Linked DNA regions of Mus musculus: region 1 is linked to region 2. Evidence: chromatin loops called from intact Hi-C (ENCODE). Cell type or tissue: heart. All regions are shown on one strand. Links, peaks and the distances in the headings refer to the core of each region. The heading gives the core; the rest is flanking DNA.

Evidence for each region. A loop is a pair of places that touch in the nucleus more often than their neighbours do. Peaks named below come from ENCODE experiments on the same cell type or tissue, not always from the same donor. Only the 100,000 strongest peaks of a DNase experiment are listed, where the experiment ranks them.
Region 1: it touches region 2 in a loop (2.0-fold over the local background); 7 of 42 quality-filtered maps call a loop at or near these places.

What each region holds. Positions count from the first base shown.
Region 1 is chr3:96,642,116-96,650,439 of GRCm38, forward strand. It overlaps Pex11b (peroxisomal biogenesis factor 11 beta), which reads left to right. Exons shown (of 4, transcript NM_011069.3): 4 at 1,460-3,266. The coding sequence ends at 1,865. Itga10 (integrin, alpha 10) reads left to right here and starts at 3,469. Exons shown (of 30, transcript NM_001302471.1): 1 at 3,469-3,571; 2 at 4,965-5,076; 3 at 5,254-5,363; 4 at 5,511-5,602; 5 at 5,983-6,097; 6 at 6,917-7,044; 7 at 7,458-7,606; 8 at 8,286-8,324. The coding sequence starts at 3,520. In heart, for the core only: CTCF peaks have their summits at 816 (motif pointing left) and 3,290 (motif pointing right); a DNase peak (open chromatin) is centred at 3,426; H3K4me3 peaks cover 373 bases.
Region 2 is chr3:96,700,312-96,708,635 of GRCm38, forward strand. It overlaps Pias3 (protein inhibitor of activated STAT 3), which reads left to right. Exons shown (of 14, transcript NM_001165949.1): 5 at 178-268; 6 at 975-1,109; 7 at 1,305-1,410; 8 at 1,863-1,936; 9 at 2,046-2,206; 10 at 3,215-3,348; 11 at 3,428-3,596; 12 at 3,748-3,881; 13 at 4,038-4,075; 14 at 4,538-5,759. The coding sequence ends at 4,804. Nudt17 (nudix (nucleoside diphosphate linked moiety X)-type motif 17) reads right to left here and starts at 8,249. Exons shown (of 8, transcript NM_030094.1): 1 at 8,017-8,249; 2 at 7,681-7,864; 3 at 7,473-7,498; 4 at 7,247-7,339; 5 at 6,891-6,989; 6 at 6,599-6,735; 7 at 6,057-6,217; 8 at 5,581-5,932. The coding sequence starts at 8,208. The coding sequence ends at 6,058. In heart, for the core only: CTCF peaks have their summits at 275 (motif pointing left) and 4,676 (motif pointing left); DNase peaks (open chromatin) are centred at 4,670, 6,890 and 7,850; H3K4me3 peaks cover 712 bases; H3K27ac peaks cover 309 bases.

The sequences.
Region 1 (8,324 bases), core at 19-8,018, 58 kb before region 2:
GGTGGCAGGCATGCACATAGTGCACAGACATACATGCAGGCAAAAAACCCATATACATAGTATAAATATTTTAAAAATGCTCATAACCTCATGGTGACATCTTTTTAATGATAAGAACATGTGCTGAGATCAATCGATGACCCATTTAGCAACTTTCAAGTCCATGATTATATTAACTGTTATTATGTTAACTGATATATTAACTGTAGTCACCACATTAGATATATAGAACGAACTGAATGTTTGTCCCATTAGCTAAGGTCTTCCTGTTTCTTGTCCCCTCCAATCCTGGCAACCACAGTTTTATTCCATACTTTGGTAAGTTAGGCTGTTTAGATTTAACTCATAAGTGAGATCGTGAGTCTTTCTGTATCAGATGTATTGAACCTATTATGTTGTCAAGAAAGGACAGTTCTTTTCTGGTGTTGCTGATATTGAAACCAGGACTTGTGCATGGAAGGCATGTACTCTTACCAGTGAGCGACATTCCCACTTCTAGGGGTTCCCACTTTTAAGAGTTATTTATTTATTATGTATACAATGTTCTGGTTGCATACCAGAAGAGTGCACCAAATCTCATTATAGATGGTTGTAAACTACCATGTGGTTGCTAGAAACTGAACTCAGGACCTCAGGAAGAGAAGTGTTCTTAACCACTGAGCCATCTCTCCAGTCCAAGATATATGTTTTTTTAAACTTTTTTAAAAAGTGATTTATCGGGCTGGGCAAGATGGCTCAGTGGATGAGAGCACTGATTGCTTTTCTGAAGGTCCTGCGTTCAAATCCCAACGACCACATAGTGGCTCACAACCACCTGTAATGAGATCTGATGCCCTCTACTGGTGTGTCTGAAGACAGCTACATTGTACTTATGTATAATAAATAAATAAATAAATAAATAAATAAATAAATAAATAAATCTATCTTTGCGCCAGAGTGAGCAGTGACTGAGCGAGCAGAGTTGATAGGAGCAAGCGCCCACCAGAGCAAGCAGGGTTGATCAAAGCAAGCAGAAGTCCTAAATTCAATTCCCAACAACCACATGAAGGCTCACAACCATCTGTACAGCTACAGTGCACTCATATACATAAAATAATAAATAAATAAAGCTTTAAAAGTAGTGATTTATCTATTCATCTTCTTATATGTAGTTTAATATATTAGGTTGTTTATATTGGGTATGTGGGTACATGTAAGTACATTAATGTGTCTGTGGAAGTCAGAGGACAACTTGGGGAAGTCAGTTGTTCTGTGGATCAAACTTAGATCTTCAGGCTGGATGGCAAGTGCCTTTACCGACTAAGCTATCTCTTCAGCCCCAGCGTGGACATTTCTAGTAGTGGAGTATAGCAATCACTTCTGGTGTTCTAATGTGGAATCCCATTCCAGTCTATGAGAAGAATTGTTCAGTAGACATTTGTGCTCTTTCTAACTCACATATTTTCCCTGTGTGTCTCAGATACTATCTGTTTTCCCTCATCATGAATCTGAGCCGTGATGCTTATGAGATTCGCCTATTGATGGAACAAGAGACTTCAGCTTACAGCAGGCGAATGAAGGTTTCTGGAGTAGGAGTCTCAGGAGGAGTAGAAACTGTGGGACCTGGAGGACCAGGGACTCCAGGAGGAAGTCTGCCACAACTGGCTTTGAAGTTTCGGCTCCGAATCCTGCTACTGGCTCGTGTCCTTCGAGGTCATCCCCCTCTCTTGCTGGATGTGCTCAGAAATGCCTGTGACCTTTTCATCCCACTGGACAAACTAGGCCTCTGGCGTTGTGGCCCTGGGATTGTGGGGCTGTGTGGCCTCATATCCTCCATTCTGTCTATTCTCACCCTAATCTGTCCCTGGCTACGACTCAAGCCCTGACTGACACTGTGGTACAAGATAAGGAGGGAGCCCAGGTGGGTGAGATGGAAGCTGAGATGGTCACTGTGTGCCAACCTCATTGTAATTCAACTCCTTGACTGAAGTTAAAATCCAGATCCTTAGGGATGAGGGGAAGAACCTGCCAAAGACGGGTCAGGAAGGCAGTGCTAAGGGAAGGCTCCTGCAGGCCTCTGCAGTTGGGCTTCATTCAGTCCCATTGCCAGAATCTCATAGCTCTTCCCTTTATCTCTCTGTCTTGAGTCTAGTTAAGAATTTGTTACCGTGAGACAGAATTCTCTTTCTTAGCCTCCTGGCCAGATATTTAAAAGGAGGGGGGTGGGTTACTTTTTGGTAGGGGAAGCTTAAGTTATGGATAGCAAAGTGCTAATTGTATTCTTTTTTTCTGAAACCTCATGTAGCATTTTTCTTCCCTTCCACCCTCCATACTTTCCCAGGCTTCATTTCATGCCCGGCGTCTCTTCGCTCACACCGCTGCAGGCTGTTTGAGGCTTCTCCCCTGGGTCTGCCTCAGCAGACTGCCTCCACACTTTCCAGTTTCTGCGTACACGTTGATATTAGAGTTTCCTTCCGCACTTGGCTCTTGCTCTTTCTCTGACTACCCAGGCTGATGCCATGTCTGGCCTCTTCCTGTAAATACTGTACAATGATTCTATGTAAATAACTGGTCCTTGCCCACAGAGCAAGCAAGCCTTCTAGGCTAACAAATTAAAGATCAGTTTGCTCACTGACTTTTTTATTCAATTCAAGATGGCGGGGGTGGGGTGGGGGGACGGATTGCCTGTTTTCACTGTGGTACCTAGGCAGGGCTGAAGCTCTGAGCTCCCCTGCTTTAGGCTTCTGAGTAGCCTACAGTGAGTGTTACTGTGTCCAGCTGCTCGTTGACATCTGGTCTCTCATGGTCTGGTCATTGTAAGCCTTAGCTCTCTGACTGTGGATGGCTTTCCTTGGCGTTAGCAGCTAACATGGTTACAGGATTTCACTGAAAATTTAAATGTTGGGGGAAAGGTGCGGACACACCATAATGGTCCCAATTCAAAACAATCCGTGAACAGCCTCAAGTTAGGGGTGAGATGTTTTCAACCAAAGTAATTATCTTGACACCACAAAGCACACCTGTCTACAGGCAGTGACTCCCCAAAAGCTATTAGACACACACAAGCATGACCATAACTCAGTGGATTGGCAAGGTCACACAGTAGGACTGCCCTTCACACAGTAGGTAGGAAAATGCTGCTGTCACTGCTGTCAGCTGTTATTTTGCATATCCCATGTTAAGATTAATAAGGCAAAAAATATTGTCTCTAAGTCCTACTTTCTGTTCCAAACTGGAGGAAATTATTGAATAAATAAACCGTGCATAAAAGTAGCCTCAGAAAGGGTCAAAATTTGTGTTTTCTTTGAATATTAGCTGAGGCCTCCAGGGGGCAGCACCAAGGTAGAGAGCTGGACTAAGGCTGCTCTGTGTTCCTGTCCTGGGCTCCCCACAGCTCCCTTCCACCACCACTCCCATTCCATCCAACTTTATTTTTAGCTGCCAGTGGGAGGGGGCAGGATAGGAGGGAAAGTAACGAAAACAGCCAAGGAGAGGGACAGAGCGACTCAGAGCCTCTCGGACTGGACCGGACAAGCGCCCATGGAGTCTCTCTCCATCCCTCACCTGCTCCTGCCCCTGGCGTTGCTGACAGGTGAGGGAAGCAAACTTGGTTTCTGCTGGGAATGGAAGTTATGTGGATTGTTTATAATTGGGACCATTATGGCTAAAATTCTTCGGGCGCTCAGGTCGGAGGTTAATACCGATGCTATATTTCCTGTGTGCACTCATGTTCTTAGACACCCAAATGGCAGTGGCCAAAACTTCCTCTGGCTTGTACCTCATTATCTAAACCTTTGTACCTAATTATCTAAAACCTTTGTCCTAAACTCCACAGACATGAGGGCACAGAAAAGAGACGTGTCTCTCATCTTCCATTCGGTTACACTGATTCCTACCTTCCCTGCTTCTCCCTGCCATTGGTGCTCCTTGGTGCCTGAGGCATAATTGCCTTACTATGTGGTCAGAACTCTGGGTTCGCCTAACGACCGAGCTACAGTTTCTGGTCTCATAGCCCTGCCAATTTCCTGGATTAAAAAAAAAAGGCTCACATATAAAATACCTTTTCTGAAAATGAGCACAGTGTGAGTTGAAGTTAGATTTTGGGGGATGGAGGGTTGCTTGGATGCAAAGAGCAAGACAGTAGAGAAGAGAATCATGGGAGGGATAAGAGGCTTGGAATTTTTCCCTGCTAGTGCCCTATAATCTTTGTTTCCTAAAATAACAGCTCTGATTTTATGGGAATTGGGGTCAGGAGAAAGGAATCAGTAGGGCACAGATGGGGACCCCAAGCGTGGACTAAAGTTTGAGGAAACTATGGGAGTAGGCAAGGGGTGTTTGTAAGGTGGATGAGATGAGGAGATTGTGGTGGGGGGGAGTCTTGGGGGTGATAGGACCCTTAACAGGGATAGATGGCAAACTGTGTGTGGGCAGGCCGGTGGTTCCACCCACTTAATTAGCGTTGAGGTTGGCAGGGCTGGAAGGAGCCAGCACTCTCAACCTTGGAGAAAGTGCAAGTGTGACAAGAAGAAACAGAAAGAGGAGACACCCGGGCAGGGAGCTCCTTGCCATCGTTTCTTCCCATGGCCCTGGCTTTGGGAAGAATTAGGAAAGGGTGGTGACTCTGCATCCTCAGAAAAGCCCTCTCTCCCTCTTTGGACTCTCGAGGCTTAGAGAGGAGAATGTGTAGGAGGAATGATGTGGAAAGAGTAACTTGACCTATCCAGATGTGTCTGTGAATGAGATTTCAGGAATGAGAATGGAAATACAGCTGTGCTTCAGCATGGCCGAGGGCCTTAGGATCCCTCACCCCCACCCCACAGGAAGAGAATCATCCAATCATCCCACCTGGGGTTCTGAGGACATGACATTGACACAGAGCAGGAGAGCTGAGATAGAAACACTCCCTCCTGTCTTGTCTCCCACTAAGCCTCACCAGTCCTTCATTAACTGATTGGTGGATGCTAATTATGATCCTCACCCCTCAGGTCTCTGCTCCTCCTTTAATCTGGATGAACACCACCCACGACTCTTCACAGGGCCACCAGAGGCCGAATTTGGATACAGTGTCTTACAGCATGTTGGGGGTGGACAGCGATGGTGAGAGGGAAAACAGAGGACCGTGGGATCGGGACTATGCACTCACTGATAAAGGGGAGGACCGGTCCAAGCTGGCCTTTGAAAGTGCCTGGGGCTCCATGACGTCTCATGCACTCTCCCTCTCACTATACTAAGGACCATGCTCACCGGATCTTTATATCCATATTCTCCTTCCAGGATGCTGGTGGGTGCCCCCTGGGATGGGCCATCAGGTGACCGGAGAGGGGATGTTTATCGTTGCTCTATAGGGGGATTCCACAGTGCTCCATGTACCAAAGGCCACCTGGGTAAGAAGAAGCCTGACCTTTCCCCTGCTAATTCCTGATGTTGACATCTAGTAACTCTGACCCCTTGGACCTTGTCAATGACCCTGAACTAAAGAAGCCGAACTATGACCCCATGACTTCATTCTCTTCTACCCTTCCTCCAACCAGGTGACTATCAACTTGGAAATTCCTCTCAGCCTGCTGTGAATATGCACCTAGGGATGTCTCTACTAGAGACAGATGCTGATGGGGGATTCATGGTGAGCTGAAAGAAGGGCCTCAGAAGGTTCACAGCAGGGAAGAGAGCATTATGGTATCTGGGCAGTGGTGGCTTGGGCCTTTCATCCCAGTGTTCTGGAGGCAGAGTCAGGCCTGATCTACAGAGTGAGCTCCAGGACAGCCAAGGCTATGCAGAGAAACCCTGTTTTGAAAAACCCAAAACCAAAACTAACCAAACAACAACAACAGAAAAAGCACCGTGGTAAGGGAAATTAGTCTGTATAGAAGAGACAAGGAATTCAAAACCCTAGAGAGCAAGGCAGGGTTCCCCATGGAGTGTTCTCCATCTCTCTTTTAACTAGGTGTGTGTTCCGAGAGGCCCTCTCAAGCCTGGGGATAACTATTTCTCCTATCCACCCAGGCCTGTGCCCCTCTTTGGTCTCGTGCCTGCGGCAGCTCTGTCTTCAGTTCTGGAATATGTGCCCGTGTGGATGCTTCATTCCGGCCCCAGGGAAGCCTGGCACCCACCGCCCAACGTGAGCCAGTGGAAGGGCCCTGGAAGCTCAGTTCCCAGATAGGGATGCTGGGTGGGAAAAACTAGGACAAAAGACTTGGTGGAGGGTCTGCATGGCTATCCTCATCATTCCCAAGTGTGCTTGCAGAAGAGGCTCCTGTTTGCTAACTGATTAGAATTCAGACTCCTTAGGAGAGCCTCAAGACACCAGGATCTGGTTTTACCAACTTAAAAACAAAACAAAACAGCATATCCTGTGCACAGCCTATCCCTCATCCATCACGTGTCCTCCATATCTTATTTTTGTGGGTCTTATAGATGCCAAGTCAGCACTCAGTTATTGGGTTCTCCCCTCATGCCTTTCATATACTTTCTTATCTACTGCCTTTTGGGAGATAGTCTTATGTAGCCCAGGCTGTCCTTGATCTTGGAATTTGCTTGCCTCAGCTTCTCAGTCTCAAGTACTGGGATAATAGGCATGCATTGTCTTGCCTGGCCTTTGCTGAACATGCCCCTCTGTGGCACATTGGTAGGGCATGAGTTCAAATACTGCCCCTCCCCCACAACACACACACAAACGAAAGTGAGGCTCTCTCAGTGTTCCATAGCACAGGGTAGTGGTAGGCCTCTCGCTAGTGCATATTTCATTCTTTTACATCTGCCCATCTCTTCTTTCTTTGATTTCCACACTGGGGACCTGGCATAGTACTTTCCTGGTAATTAAGAGAGAATTCCCTTTTAAGTGCCTGCATTGCAGCGTCCTCCTGGGACATTCTCCCTTGCTGACTACACCCCACATCCTTCCATGTTTTTGTTTCCCATCACTATGCCCCCCTTCTAGGCTGTCCCACATACATGGATGTCGTCATTGTTTTGGATGGCTCCAACAGTATCTATCCCTGGTCAGAAGTTCAGACTTTCCTTCGGAGGCTGGTAGGAAGACTGTTCATCGATCCGGAGCAGATACAGGTAAGAGAAAGATATGTGGATAGGATTGGAGGGAAAGAAGTAAACACTCCTGGACCCTTGGATGTAAGCAGCCATGTCCAGCCTCTTGATGACACCCTGGGACATTGTCTTCTACAGAACTCATGCTCAAGAACTGTGCAATTAACTTACCAAAAAGTCACAAAAATTTCATAATGTTTGAAGTAAGTTTATGATTGTGTGGGGGGCCACACTCAGAGCTTCCCTTTGCTGCTTGTAGTTGCTTGGGCAATGCATGCCATGAGCTGCAAGTTAGACACACCTGTTCACTTCCCCTTCATCGTGCTGCAGGTTGGACACACCTGTTAGGGGTTCACTTCCCCTTCATCCTTTGTGCTCCATCTTCTCTACGCTCTTCATACATCCCATGTGGGCACATGGTCTATTGTTCTCAGGTAGGACTGGTACAGTACGGGGAGAACCCTGTGCATGAGTGGTCCCTGGGAGACTTCCGAACAAAGGAAGAAGTTGTGAGAGCAGCAAGGAACCTAAGTCGGAGGGAAGGGCGAGAAACGAGAACCGCCCAAGCGATCATGGTGGCATGGTGAGACATGGTAAAGGGGTCGTGTGAGGGAGGAGGAAGGATCAGCAGGGAGAGGGAGAGGGTCTGGAGTGTAGTGTATACATCACAAGATGCTCTGGGCGCTTATCTTTATCTGCATGCCAGAAGTTCGTGGAGGAAGGCTAGGTTGCTGTCACCATACTCTCTCTTACTGTATTTGCATTTTACGGTGTCTGTGGGTGTATCTCTCCTTGTCTGTTCTGTTTCTGCACACAGAACTCCATCTTTCCTCTTCTACTCCTGCGTCAATTCTGATACCTAGCTTCTCAACCACTCACGCCCTAGTATTCTTTTCAAACATGACTCTAAACCTCTGGGGAGGCTACATGACCTGACTTGTCTTTATTCTCCAGTTCCTTGATCTTGTCAACCCAAGTGTTTGCTGAATGAATCTATAAATAAATAATGCTTGTACATATTTACACTGATGACAGATTATTTTATATGTTCCGTGCCATCTAAACAGTCAAGTTGTGACTCTGTGCCAGTTTGCATGCTAGATACTGTTGGGGAATGGTGCAGAAGACATCTGACCTCAGTGAACTGCTGACAGTGTTAAATACACTATACGGGCATGCCTGCATGCAAGCCTGTGTGTATGTGCATGCATATGCACACACATACATATGACCATATAGCATTCTTTTATCTCTCTTCTTAGCACAGAAGGGTTCAGTCAGTCCCGGGGGGGACGACCAGA
Region 2 (8,324 bases), core at 79-8,078:
GGGCATCCTCCTCCTCCCCAGCCCCAGTCCACTCTGGCCCGAGACTTTTCTGGATGCTGATGGCTACAAATAACTATGACTGATTTTCTTTTTTCCTTTTTTTCTGGAGTTTTCTTTAGTGCTAGATTCACCTCAGAAAACTGCCACTTACCCCACTCATCTGTCCTTTCTCGCCAGATTCTGTCTCTGTGAGACCAGCTGCCCTCAGGAGGACTATTTCCCCCCTAACCTCTTTGTTAAGGTTAATGGGAAACTCTGCCCCCTGCCGGTAGGTAAAGAGTCTTTCCCTTTGGCAGCGGATAAATGTTAAGTAAAAACCTCTTATGAAAAGAACTGCTTAGAGTAGTGCCTGGCACGTAGTAGTTGCTCAGTTTATTGAGGAAATCAGTATAATCTAGAGATTATTAAAATAGGGCTGACGAGTAGGTCGACCGTGCTCCTGTGATAGGCCACCTATCTAAGAGTATATAGATAATACAAACTGTACTTGATATGTTAATAAGAGGGAGGCGGCTCAAAGTTGGGTGCATGGAAAAGAGAGGTGGCTCTGGGATGAATTGAGGACCGGGTGAATAGGATCAAAACACACTGTATGATACTCTCAAAGAATAAAAAAATATGAGTGAAATAAAATAGGACTGAATAATTTTTGTCAGAACCCAGGAGAGGGACACCAGTTTAATACAAAGGTTTAGAAAAGACCTCTAAAAGGTGACAGCAGATGAAGTGGACCCATGGGACTCAGTGACTGGGTTCCTAGTTCCTTGGTCAATAAACTCCCCCTTTTACCCCTCAAGTGAACCCCTTACACAGCCTGGCCCCATGAGGGCCTTGTTGTGCAGCAGATTCCTATTCATTTGCTAGTGTGTGAGCTGACCTCCCCCCCAGAGAGTAATCTGAGACCAGAATTCTGTTGTTAGAGTTGAACCCCTCCCAGTGCTCCCTCTCCACTAACAAATCCCTCCTTTCCTCAGGGTTACCTCCCTCCAACCAAGAATGGAGCTGAGCCCAAGAGGCCCAGCCGTCCGATCAACATCACACCCTTGGCTCGACTCTCAGCCACTGTCCCCAACACCATCGTAGTTAATTGGTCATCTGAGTTTGGACGGGTGAGCATATCTGAGGCTGTAAGGCCCGCAGAGAGGCTACAGGGAGCCATCTAGTTTTGGGTTGGGGATTCATCTTGCTCTTCGTAGGCCTCTCTGATAAAGGCTACCATCTCTGGTCTCTGCGAGACAAAGGCTATGGGGAAAGAGGCGGCTTGGGAAGCAGAAGCTAATGGTCCCTCTCCCTTCCCCAAGTAGAATTACTCCTTGTCCGTGTACCTGGTGAGGCAATTGACTGCAGGGACCCTTCTACAAAAACTCAGAGCCAAGGGGATCCGGAATCCAGACCATTCCCGGGCACTGAGTGAGTTACCGTTCTTTCCTCCTTCCGCTTGGGCTCAGGGCTTCCTGCCGTCCTCCAGGCTTTATCAGGAACAGCTCTTTCATATGGTCTCCCTGGTTTTCTCCTCAGTCTCAGCTGAGGAGTGGGAAGAGCTTGCATTGCCAATCACACAACAGCTTTGTATCTCAAAGGCTCTAATCCCACCCTACTAAGATCTGAGTTCTCTGTACTGAAAAGCCCTGATGTTCATTCCATCTGATCTTCCCATGATGCTTCCCTCCCATCTAGATCATCCCTAATGTAGCCCATGGTTTACCTTGCATTGTCTAAGCATCTTCAGGGACGCAGACATCTCTTCTCCACTCCTGTGATATACCATGAGTCCCCGCCTCTACCCAGCTGCTGTCAGCTGGGGCTGTCTGCTGCCAGGCTGCTGCTGGCCTTGCTGACCCCTAGCCCTGCTCTTGTTTTAGTCAAGGAGAAACTGACTGCTGACCCCGACAGTGAAGTGGCTACTACAAGTCTCCGGGTGTCACTCATGTGCCCGGTGGGTACGAGGCGGGATAGGAAGTGGGAGGGGGGTTGGGTTACATTCTGAAGAGGGTTTCTCTGGATACTAGAGCAAGGTTTGCTAGCGTGAACTCTCCTCTCCTCAGCTAGGGAAGATGCGCCTGACTGTCCCGTGTCGTGCCCTCACCTGTGCCCATCTGCAGAGTTTCGATGCTGCCCTTTATCTACAGATGAATGAGAAGAAGCCGACATGGACGTGTCCTGTGTGTGACAAGAAGGCTCCCTATGAGTCGCTGATTATTGATGGGTAGGGCTCTTCAGCTTCCCTCTCTCCTAGGACGGTCACTAAGGCCTCCCTCCCCTCTTTATGGCTTACTTCCCATAAATCACAGCTTTCACCCCCTCCATCTCCTCTACCATCCACCATGTGTGTGACATTAAGGACTTCAGCACCCTGAATGCATTTTCTCATCAGTCCTCATGATAGCCCCACGACATAGGTGCCGTCACGATCGATGAGGAAAGGAACCTAGGGCAGAAGGTCACATGAGTAGGTGACAGAGCAGTGCATTGAATTGTTCCACGGCATTGCTGACAACTACCCGACCTTCCCACAGAGCATAGTGGCTGGGCTCCTCTTCATTTTTCCTATTACAAAAGCATTTATTAGATTGATGAAATAAGGATTTTTTTTTTTGTTGTTTTGTTTTTGAGGTCCTGGATGTACTTATATAGCTAGACTTTCACCCTAGCCTAATAAGCAAGTGATATTCTTGGTCCTAAGTGACCTTAGTTCCCTTCCCCTTCCTCTACTAGGGTTCACACATTCTCTCTTAGGAAGGTTTAACCCTGGGCCTGAGCTTGCTTGCTTTTTCTTTTTCTTTTCTTCTTCTTCTTTTTTTTTTTTTTTTTTTTTTTTTTTTTGGTTGGTTTTGTTTTTTCGAAACAGAGTTTCTCTGTGTAGCCCTGGCTGTCCTGGAACTCACTCTGTAGACCAGGCTGGCCTCGAACTCAGAAATTTGCCTGCCTCTGCCTCCCAAGTGCTGGGATTAAAGGCGGGGCCTGAGCTTTCTGAAGCTCTCTTACATCCTTTCTCCCCCACAGTGCTAGGGATCAGACTCAGCCTGCAGGCTAAGCAGGTGCTCTGTTACTGAGCTACAGTCCCAGCTGTATTCTATCCCAGCAGCAGCTCAGGGAGGTCCAGGAGGGTGGGTGATGCAGATGAGGTGACTAAAGCATAGGAAGTGAGTGTCAGAACACCGTGGGTGGCTCCAGCCGCGTCCAGCCTCGTGAATCCACATGTCCTCCTCCCTAGTTTATTCATGGAAATTCTTAATTCCTGTTCGGATTGTGATGAGATCCAGTTCATGGAAGATGGATCCTGGTGTCCGATGAAACCCAAGAAGGAGGCATCAGAGGTTTGCCCCCCGCCAGGGTATGGGCTGGATGGTGAGTGACCCCCTGCTCCCCAATTGAGCTAAGTCATGGCTGGCCCTTTCTCTGAGACAGCCTTCTTAACCACCCACAGGTCTCCAGTACAGCGCAGTCCAGGAGGGAATTCAGCCAGAGAGTAAGAAGAGGGTCGAAGTCATTGACTTGACCATCGAAAGCTCATCAGATGAGGAGGATTTGCCCCCCACCAAGAAGCACTGCCCTGTCACCTCAGCGGCCATTCCAGCCCTTCCTGGAAGCAAAGGGTATGAGAAAGGTTGCTCCCATAGCAGAGGGACAGAAGTCAGAACTGCCTTCTGGCCACAGGTCGAGCTTTGGGACAGGGAAGAGCAGGCGGAGTGGGACGTGGGGCATCTGCGCTTGGCTAGCTCTCCGGCTCTTTCTCTCCACTCACAGAGCCCTGACCTCTGGTCACCAGCCATCCTCGGTGCTGCGGAGCCCTGCAATGGGCACACTGGGCAGTGACTTCCTGTCTAGTCTCCCGCTACATGAGTACCCACCTGCCTTCCCACTGGGGGCTGACATCCAAGGTAGAACACTGACCCTAAGGTGGAGGGGAGGGTCGTTCCCTGTCACCCTCTCCAGACCTGTTTCTTTGCCGAGCCCCAGGGACAGGGGGATTTTTTTTTCCCCTTGTGGTGAAGGAGTCAGAAGGGAGTTGATTTTGATTTTTCTTTTCCTACCAGGTTTAGATTTATTTTCTTTCCTTCAGACTGAGAGTCAGGTAAGTGGCCATGTTTAGGAAGATCCAAGATCTCGGAAGAGTCCATTCTAGACACATGATGTGCTCTTCCCCTGCCCAGTGTCCCTAGGGATTTAAAAATGCTTTCCTGTGAGGGGAGAACATGGTCCTTTCCCTGCCCCCGTCACTCCATAGTCACACCTGTGATTTCGTAGCCCCACTCTTCCTGCTCACTCACCCCCACACGGACTCAGAACCTTCCCTAGTGGATGTTCCACACATTTCAGACACCCACAAGGCCAAGAACTGGATGTCTGAAGGGGCTGTCTCAAGGCAAGGCACAGGAGAAGGGTCTGGGGGAGTAGGGTGGAGGCAGAGGTTCCCAGCTTTTCTTCTCAAGAATGCTGTATGATCCCTGAGGGCTGGTACCCCACGAGGTGGTTCTGAGGTGAGTGAGGTGCTGAGTCAAGACAACACGTCAAGCTGTGCCCTTCATCTCTCCAGCACTACGGCCCTTCAGTTATCACTTCGCTAGATGAACAGGACACCCTTGGCCACTTCTTCCAGTACCGGGGAACCCCTTCCCACTTCCTGGGCCCACTGGCCCCCACACTGGGGAGCTCTCACCGCAGCTCCACTCCAGCGCCCCCTCCTGGTCGTGTCAGCAGCATTGTGGCTCCTGGGAGCTCCTTGAGGGAAGGGCATGGAGGACCCCTGCCTTCAGGTCCCTCTTTGACTGGCTGTCGGTCAGACGTCATTTCCTTGGACTGAGCTTTTTGGATTATGAAATCAATCTCCATTGGCCCCAGCACTGAGCAGATCACGTTGTGGGTTCCGAACCCCTGGCTGCTCTGATCCCTCAGGGGTCATTGGCCAAAGGCCAGGCCAGAGCTTCATGGATACCTGCTTTTGGCCTTATCGCTGCCTAACAGGCCAGTACTCACAGGGTTAACATTTAACCTTTTTATGGTGGCACATTCCTCTGGGTATGGTAACCTAGGCAGTGGGAGGCAGATGGGATAGGGACTGAGGGATGAGGGGGTCCTTAGCCTTTACCAGATCTTCAGCCTCTTGGGGAAAGGCACTTTCCTGCCTCCTCTCCCAAGACTCTCCGTTCCCTACCCAAACCCAAATATCTGGTCTTTGACATCCATTCCGTTCTCTTTGACCATACAGTCGGGCGACAGGTCAGAGATGGACAGAGAACTCTATTTTGGATTGCAGATTTCTTTTTTGTACATAAATAAGAAAACTCCAAAGCATCCAAAGATGAAATCCCTTGCCTTTCACTCCCCAGTGTGACTCGAGGAGGAAACAAGGCCTTAGTTGTGATTCCCAGGGGCTGGGGAGCAAGGCGTGGCCTGTCTGCTGCCTGGGTCTCTATTTATATATTTAAGTTCACAATGTTTTTATGCTAAACAGCCAAGGGGCGAAGCGTCTAGTGGCCTGTGTTCAGGCCTGGATTACTCTTGCACCTTTTGTGGGACATGGGGGCTCTGTGTTCTCCTCCCCAATACTCAGGCCCCTTCCTTCAGGGCCAAGGCCCTGTGATGTGATTTTACTTTTATTCCCAAAGTTGTAGCAGAGTTCTCGCCTACAATAAAGGTTGTGAATGTTCTGTGAGCGTCATGGAGGGGAAGGGATGTTGTACCTCGCTTTCCAGACCCAGGGTTTGTGGGGCAGAGGGTCCATGTTCCATCCTTTCACTTAAAAAAAAAAAAAGAACATTTAAAGTGTTTATTACTGTGTATGCGGGCACGTGCACCATGGTTTTGCACGTGGAAGTCAGAGGGCAGCTTTATGGAGTAGGGCCTCTCCTTCCATCTCGAAGGACATCCCAGGTCTTGGGTTGACAGGCTTCCTTTGCTGGTCTGTGGTCTGTGTGGACGTCACTTTTACCTGGGAGGGAGTGTGGGCATTCGCACAAGCATAGCCAAGAGCAGTTGCTTTCTCTTTGTTTCTTTGATGTCCCTAAAAACATCATCTGGTACCAAGACTATGCTACCCGCAAGTCGGTCCTTACCTCATCTGCCCAGATGTTGCAACCAGAGCTGGAGGGCAAACTTGGTTCCAGCGCCGATCCTCTCTTTGTCCTCCTCTGCTGTGGTTGGGGTTGTCCGCATGAGTGTGGGCATGGGCAGGACCAGAGGTTGGGTTCCTCCATCGTCCTTCAGTTCGGTTGCACTGGATTATAACAGTTTCTGTCTGGGTTGTGCCTTGTAGCTTACAACGAACTTTAGTATATTGAGCCGTTTAATCCTCCCAAGTATTGCAGAAGGCAAGTGAGTGTTAACCTCACTTGACAGAAAGGAAACACATTCAAGGAGGTTTAAGCGACTCTGTCCTATGGGAGAGTAAGGGCTTAAACCAAGGTCTTCAATGCTAGCTAGTAGTCGGAGCACAAACCCTTAACATTTAGTCTTTGATCTCAGATGGTCTTTTGATTTATCAGTAGACAAACTCATTCCCTAAATCTCTTTCACAACACGAAACTCTAAACTGCACCCTCCCACGCATGCTTATGTATGTATGTCATATGCTGATAGCTAAAGGAAAAGTTCTCACCAGACAGAGAGTGGTAGGTCCTGGGAGAAAAGTCCGGGTGTCCTTGTCCCATCCTCTGTGGCAACCACAGCTGCCGCTACATCTGGTCCCAGCCACATAAAAGCATTCACCTCATTTGGGTTTACTTGGATCCTGGCCTGGGGTCAGACATGTTGATTCTTCACTTAAGGGAGAGGCCACAGGTGGGGAGGAGGCAGGCGCAGGGCAGGGCAGCTTGGTGCTTGATTCCCTCCCCTTCTACTCACAGTCACAGCCAGGCCAGATGTCCCGTCTTCCCTACCGCCAAGCCTACCTGGAGCTGCTCCTGGGACTCCTGGGAGATCACGAGTACGTAGAGAATGAGGTGATGGTATTTGGGGAAGCCCCAGCTCAGCCTAGGAGGGTAGGCAGACTGAAGAAGAAAAAGATCAACAAGAGCAGACAAAGCCAATATAGCATATTGAGAAACCGACTATCTTTGAGACTTTGTTAAGAGGCTTTAGGAAGACAAAATGCTGGTCCAAAGCCAAAGCAGTGGGTGGTAGGTGACAGGTAAGGGGGACATGAGTGAGAGCTATGACTTGGGGACTCCAGTCCATCCACACTTTTTCCCAGTGCCCAAGGCAGGCAAGGATTATTCAATGGGCTTTGGGGGTCGTTCTGTCTCACCTCCCATAACCCCAGAAGGACACAAGAAAACTGGTTCTTGGGCAGCTGTAGTCCACACTCTTCCCAGAGCTCTCGAAATCCACACTCCAGTATCTGGAAGTCAAAGGGAGCCGGTCAGAGTATCCAAAGCTCAACCTACCAAGTCCTTTTCTTTGTCCCTCCCTCCCTCAGCCCACACCCAAGGTGACTCCACTCAGGTTTCTTGGTTGGGTCGGCAGGCCGGTACCTCCTCATCAGGTTCCATGTGCCCACCTGCAAGAGGAGTGGGCCCAATGTGAACGGTTGTTGTCTTCCACCAGGGACCCCATTCTCCAGTGGGCAGAGGAAGTCTGTTATGGACACAGACGTTGGGTCACCACTGTATGAAACTGCCCAATAACATTGTGGAGGGAAAGGGCACCTGTCTCCCATAGACCCTGTTCGTAGGTGCTCACCTGGAGGGACCCACAGATTGGGGGAAATGCGGAGAGTGCATGTCCTTCGGGTCAACAGTACAGTCTGGTCACTGGACTGAAGAATGACCGCCACACCCAGATCCACACCTCTATTTGTGAGCGGCTCTGTCTTGGAGACCTCAGGCTGCTGGTCCAGAGCCGCAAAAGGGCAGAAAAGAGGTCTCTGACAAGAGGGGTTTGGCCGGGCTAAGACTTCGGAAGCAGGATGGCACTTCCATAAATTAAGGGTGCCCACGGTGGGAGCTGGCCTGTCGCCACTCGCCCCGTCCCATCCCCAAACTGCCTTCACGTTCCCTGCTGGTTCCCTGTCCCAACCTGGATTGGAAGCCTCTCCGAAGCGCCGGGGAATGGATTGCTAGAGAGGACAAGCTGTCCTCGCTCCAAGCTGCAATGCGTGTGCCACGGCCCGGGTCTCTGCCCCGCACCCAGGAGTCCACACACGCTCTGTGTGAAGCTCACTGACTCCAGGCGCCCGGCGAGGCGCAACAGCAACCGTGCGGCAGCCATCGCGCAGCTCTGGTCACCGCGCAGCTCTGGCCACCGCTTGCCTGGCGCCCCCTGGTGGCCCAGCTCGCGGAGGCGTGCAGCTTCCGGCCGGCCCACGCCAGCCAGGCTTTCTAGTC